2 separate regions of the Homo sapiens genome follow, and region 1 is linked to region 2. Evidence: chromatin loops called from intact Hi-C (ENCODE). Cell type or tissue: PC-3. All regions are shown on one strand. Links, peaks and the distances in the headings refer to the core of each region. The heading gives the core; the rest is flanking DNA. Region 1 has its middle 3.9 kb from the start of WNT5A-AS1. Region 2 overlaps ERC2 (ELKS/RAB6-interacting/CAST family member 2).

Region 1 (2,916 bases), core at 332-2,831, 58 kb after region 2:
TGAATCTGGTTGTGTGCACGTCTGGTGTTCAGTGGAGTGAAATCAGAAGGTGTCAGGATTCGCAACTCCTAAAACAGCTTGGTTTTATCAAAATCAGGACCTCTTTGAACCTTCCTTTTCTCCACAATGCAGATAATAATACGATCTATCTCACAAAGTAGTGAGGATGAAACAAGGCAATGAATGTAAAGAGTTTAGACAGGGCTAGCATCTGGCACATAGAGCTCAGTAAGTGTTGCCAGCAATTATTATGATTGTTTATTACCGATTATTATCTCAACACATACCTGCCCCATCTTTGTTGAATTCTGTCATATAGGCATGGCCGGTGATCCTATAATTGCCACATTCCTCTCCTCTTCCCAGCCCCTACCTCTACTCTCCTCAGGCTCCTCGTTTTTCTCCAGATTCCACCAGGGGACCCAGGAACAGACATTTACAGTGCAGAAATAATCACAGTAGCTGCCATTCATCAAGCTATCTCCATAGGCAGAGCTGGACCAAGGTCTTTTGTACATTATCTCAATTATGAGAACAATCCTAATATATTTGTTTCCTATCTCCACTGTAGAGGTGAGAAAATTGAGGCTCAAAAGGGTAGGTGACCACTACAGGGTCACTCAGTCAGCAAGAGGCAGAGCTGGGATTCAGACTCACATCCATCTGACCCACAGGTTCCCTAAAATGAAACAAAATTAAAGCATCCATTTAGTGCCCCCCCGCCACAAAGCACCATTGACTATGAAATGGTCATAGTCAATATAACATATAACACATAACACATAAGTGTTATATAAGGAAAGGACACCCTATTCAACAAATGGTGCTGGGATAATTGGCATATAACACATAAGTAAGTTAGGAGGGCATAGTGAGTGATCAGTGCAAGGAGAGCTTGAGAGTCTCAAAGAGCCTCCTGGAGTCAACCCAGAATCCAAAAATGTCCTCTAATTTCAAAGGAGCCTTTGCCCCCCACAGGCCAGTGGCAGCACAAAGAGATGGTATTACTTTGACGGTGGCCATGTGGTTGTGAGGAAGCCCCCGACCCCTTTCCGGCCTCTTTGTCTTCTTTAGGGCTCCATCTGTGGCCCTGCTCACACAGCCCTGCTGGTCTTGACTCTGAGGTGAAGGAGTAAACATCTTGGGGCTCTTTATTAGTTTATTTCAGAAGATGGAGCCTGTTTGCCCCTGGGGCCCATCCCTCTTTTATGGCCTCCAGGCTTTCTTGACAAATTCTAGTGACTGGAGAGAAAACCGCTTTCTACAGCAGATCATTAAAACACCACCATAAACCCAGGGCCATAAAATATTATTTGCTGGGCATAAAAGGGGGGTAGATTTTCCCAGAATGACAACCCAGGCCCTGCTTTCCCCTGCTGGGAAAGGCGGCACAGGGATGCAGTCGTTCATAAATTCCTTATCTTGCACTCTGCTTTGTGAATAATCCGGTTGGGAGAGCAGCCAAAAATATTGATTTATTTGTTCCACAGATTCAGAAGCATTTTTAATGAGCAGAGTGTGGTGATGCCTTGCCAGTATATCTTCGGATGACTCAATCTGAGGCACACACCCAAATGCACACACGGTTTGCAAGGGGAAACATGAAGTTCCACAAACTGGAGGTCTGTCGAACATGAACCCTCACAGATGGAGAGGCATTGGTTTCTCTCCTTCCAACTGTCTGCTCATTTCCCAGCCAAACCAATCAACACCATCATGGGACTGGTGCTTACAACTGAGCCTGGCTTTCTAAGGCAGTCCCCACCCCTACCCACTATTGAAGGGTCAAAAGGGATTTCAAGTTGGTTCTCCTTAACACCGTCCTCTGAAATAATTCTTTCATCCATTCGCCCATTCGTGTGGTTGTTACTTCTAAGCACCTACTAAGTGCCAGGCATTGTTCTGAGGACTGGGGTTCCAGCCATGAAAACCGCAGATGAGGTCCTGCTGACATGAAGCTTATTGCTCCTGGGGCATAATCTCAGCACACTAATTATTAATATTATCAGATAAAACAACTCTTTATCTGAAGTCCTTGGGACTAGACGGTTTTGTTGGAAATTTTGGGAAAATAAAATGGGGCATATTGCTATTAATTTGCAAGCAGCCCAGTGAGGTCTGGGGAAATACCCAGTAACCAAATGCATTTGTATTCATTCAGTGAAGAGTATTCCTAGCAAGTGGAATAAATCAAGATTATGTCTTGTCATGTGAGGTCCAGTTTTACCACCACAGGAGTTTGAAAACCTCTGTTTTCAGAGCTGCTTTTTTTCTAGAAGAGCAGGCATTGAGTGCCAGGTAAGGGCCTGACCCATGCTAAGAGCATTCCTAGATATCGTGTTTCATTCTCAGTACTGCCCTGATTTTCAAGCTCATCTCATTTCATTCTCAATGCATTTCTGCAAGGTAGATCATGAAATTTCTGCTTGCTGCTGTTGTTGCTGTTGTTGTGTGTAAGAGGGTTCTGAAGTGCTGGCTGAGAGGCTAGACAAGGTGTGACAGCTGGAAAGTGGCAGGGCAGGGACTGGAACTCCAGATTCCACAGCTGGCACTCTTAACCACTAACCAACACCGACTTCCACTAGAGGAAAGACTGCAGAACAGGAAATAGCACTGTTTGGGCTGTGTCTATACAAGCAAAGGCAATTGGAGAGAAGCAGGTGATTATCCAGATAACTCAGAAAATAGCCATTAAAAAATAAAGGTTTGTGGTTGGGTAGCCAGTATTTCTAGACTGGCTGTATGTGTGGAGGAAATGCCCAGGTTAACGGCCCTTTTCTTCATAGAATAGGATCCTCTACACGAACTGCCTTGGACTCTGGGACACTGGGATGCTAGTTTCTCCATTCTTCGGGAGCGCCCTTTGGCAGCCCCTTTCATAGTCAGCTCATATCCTGCCACTTCTTGGAGCTGCTG
Region 2 (2,916 bases), core at 275-2,774:
TTTGAGACGGAGTCTTGCTTTGTCACCCAGGCTGGAGTGCAGTGGCGCGATCTCAGCTCACTACAAGATCTGCCTCCCAGGTTCACGCCATTCTTCTGCCTCAGCCTCCCGAGTAGCTGGGACTACAGGCACCCACCACCACGCCCGGCTAATTTTTTGTATTTTTAGTAGAGATGGGGTTTCACCGTGTTAGCCAGGATGGTCTCGATCTCCTGACCTCGTGATCTGCCCGCCTTGGCCTCCCAAAGTGCTGGGATTATAGGCGTGAGCCACTGCGCCCGGCCCCTATTTCTTAAATTATATCTGTTTGAAAATTTGGAAATCGGGCAGACCTGTAGTCAAATCTTCCCCCATCTCTTACTAGCTGTGTGACCTTGGACAAGCCACTGACCATCTCAGACTCTCAGTCTTCTCCCCATCCCCTGCAACAAGGAACAATTCATAACATCCATTGTTATGAATCCATATTATGAATAACAATTCATAATATCTCATTGGGTGTGGAGAGAATTACATGAGGTAGATGTTACCTAATTCACATATTTATTTATGCATTGGTTCAACAAATAGTTACTGCACATCATCCCTGGTGCTGGAGTTGTGACATTGAATACAAAGGGCTGATTGCCCTGCCCTCAAGCAGCTTACATTTCAGTGAAAGAGATGGAACTAAGTGAGATAATCACACACCCAAACATACAAGCACAAATGGGAATAAGGGCTTTGAAGGAAAGGACCATGATTTTATGAGAGATGAATATGACCAAGAATGGAGGCTTCAGGGAGGGCTTCCTGGAGGCAGTGACACTTGAGCTGAGGGGAAACAGGTGGTGCAAAGGCCTTAAAGAGGGAGGGAATGAGGCAAGTATTACTGCAAGAAGGTTCAGCAGAGAGGGAGGGAGCATGAGCCCAGGGAAGGTTGCAAAGGGCAAAGGTGCACAGGACCAGGCTAGACCAGGTGGGAAGTCCTGTCAAAGAGTATGGTCCAGACAATGTGCAGTAAGAAGCCACAGAAAAGTGTCCTATTAACATAGTATTTCCCCTCTCTCTCTCTCTCTGTCTCTCTCTCTCTCTCTCTCTCTCTCTCTTGTGTGTGTCGGGGAGGGGGGTTGGGGGCAGAGAGAGAGAGAGAAAGGAGGTGGTGGTGACCAGAAGCAGCTGCTGTTGCTGTTTTTACCATCCTCACTACCAAAACCATGTACTAGGATGCTTCAGCTGCTGCAAAGCTCGCTGAGGACAGGGCCCTGTGCATTAAGCCTATATTTAGAAAGTTCATCTTTTGAAAGCAGGCAACCACCCAGAGAGGACTGCCAGCAGACAGCAGTCTAGGCCACAGGGCTTCCATCTTGTGCCATGTACTTTCTCTGGCACCTTGACCCAATCATTCTTAGCTCTGAGCCTCCGTTTCCTCATCTGGAATAGAATAATACCTGATATAACAGCCTTGCAGAGCAGCTGTGAGTTTATTGATATCAGAGCCCATGAATGTGGAAAGGCTTTGAAAACGTACAAAAGCACAGGAAAAAAAAAAAAAAAAAAAAGGTAAGGCGGCATTTGCTCCGCATCTGGTTTCCATATTGTCTCAGGCATTTTGTGTTCGGAGAGCTGCCTGGGAGACAGCTGCTTAAGTTCCAGGTTTAGGCCTCAGGGTCCCCAGTGGTGAAGAGAAGAATTTCTGGATAATAAGAATAACCAGGACATGGTATTCTACCCTTCATAGAGGCCTTTTTTTTTGCAGGAGGGACCTCATTTCGTCCTCACAGGCTACTGGTGGAACCATAGGACAGGTATTGCAAACACCATTTCATAGAAAGATCAGATGCTCGAGGTGATAGGTTCTTTGAGTCAGTGGTGAATCCAGGACTCTAACTCCTGTCTTATGCAGCCAAATTCAGTTCTCTGTTTAATACACACTCTTTTTCTGTAATAAATAAGTATGGATTATGGGGTTTTAAAACCGGAGTTACTTTAGAGATCAACAGATGCATTTTGTTTGACCTGCATAGCACGGTGTCTTACACATCTGATTTTGTTGCCAAGATGTAGGAATTTGGTAGTTCACATAAAACTCTAGGTTTGGGGTTTCTCTTTTGAGAAATGAAGGATCTGGCTGCTGGAGATCTCCATTTCTGAAAAACAACATTGGCTGGAGGGAGAGGTGGTGGCTGTCTCTTTAGTTGACCCAGGAACTCTCCCAGTTTGCCTGCCACCATGCCTTCTACTCCTAAGAAGCCTGCCTGGTACCCATGTGAACAGTGCACATTTGGGACCCCTCATCTAAGCCACCCACGTTATTAAAGTAGAAAAACTGAGTTCCAGAGAAGCCAAGTGGCCCATCGAAGGACACCCAGCTTTTGATTGTCAGAACTGGGGTAGACAGAGAATTTGGATGCCTTCTCTCCAGCCCCGCCCTTGGCCATGCTTAGCTCCTTGCTGACACACGTATGTCTGTGTGGCTGGGGTTTTTCCCTGCCCTTGTTTTCTAGCCCAGAAGATAGGGACTTAAGTGAGAGCAAGTGTGGCACATGGGGCAATGAATGGGCAAATTAAGAGTAACTGTGTAGACACATTTAGAGGGGAAAAGGCCATGTCTCATTTGCAAAAAACCCAGATCAAGCCACACTATTTACATCTCCTGTAACAACTGACCAAATAGTCAATTAGTAGAGTAATTCCAAAATGATTTATTTAAATTTAATCTGAAAGGAGAAAAATTAATGTATCGTTGGGAGACGAGCACTAGGTCCTTTTCAAACAACTGCTATGGAGGGCATTGCCCATGTGGCATGTTTTGGGAGGACTAGATCTCACCCACAGGCATTCACATCAGCTGGTAACCCCTGGAATGTAGGGGCCACAGGTCACTTCAGCCTGGCATTCAACAAGTGCATCTAAAATCCTTGTGATTTTTATTTG

The links. Hi-C counts contacts between places; a loop is a spot of excess contacts. Peaks named below come from ENCODE experiments on the same cell type or tissue, not always from the same donor. Only the 100,000 strongest peaks of a DNase experiment are listed, where the experiment ranks them.
Region 1: it touches region 2 in a loop (4-fold over the local background); 4 of 110 quality-filtered maps call a loop at or near these places.

What each region holds. Positions count from the first base shown.
Region 1 is chr3:55,490,038-55,492,953 of GRCh38, reverse strand. It overlaps a transcript of WNT5A not described here. Among named protein-coding and RNA genes, the nearest start is that of WNT5A-AS1, 3.9 kb to the right of the region's middle. RefSeq lists an enhancer at 722-2,439. In PC-3, for the core only: no CTCF peak of the experiment used is centred there; a DNase peak (open chromatin) is centred at 1,473; H3K4me3 peaks cover 499 bases; H3K27ac peaks cover 2,198 bases.
Region 2 is chr3:55,548,103-55,551,018 of GRCh38, reverse strand. The region is part of intron 17 of ERC2 (ELKS/RAB6-interacting/CAST family member 2); the gene reads left to right. Among named protein-coding and RNA genes, the nearest start is that of ERC2-AS1, 58 kb to the left of the region's middle. In PC-3, for the core only: a CTCF peak has its summit at 1,626; no DNase peak of the experiment used is centred there.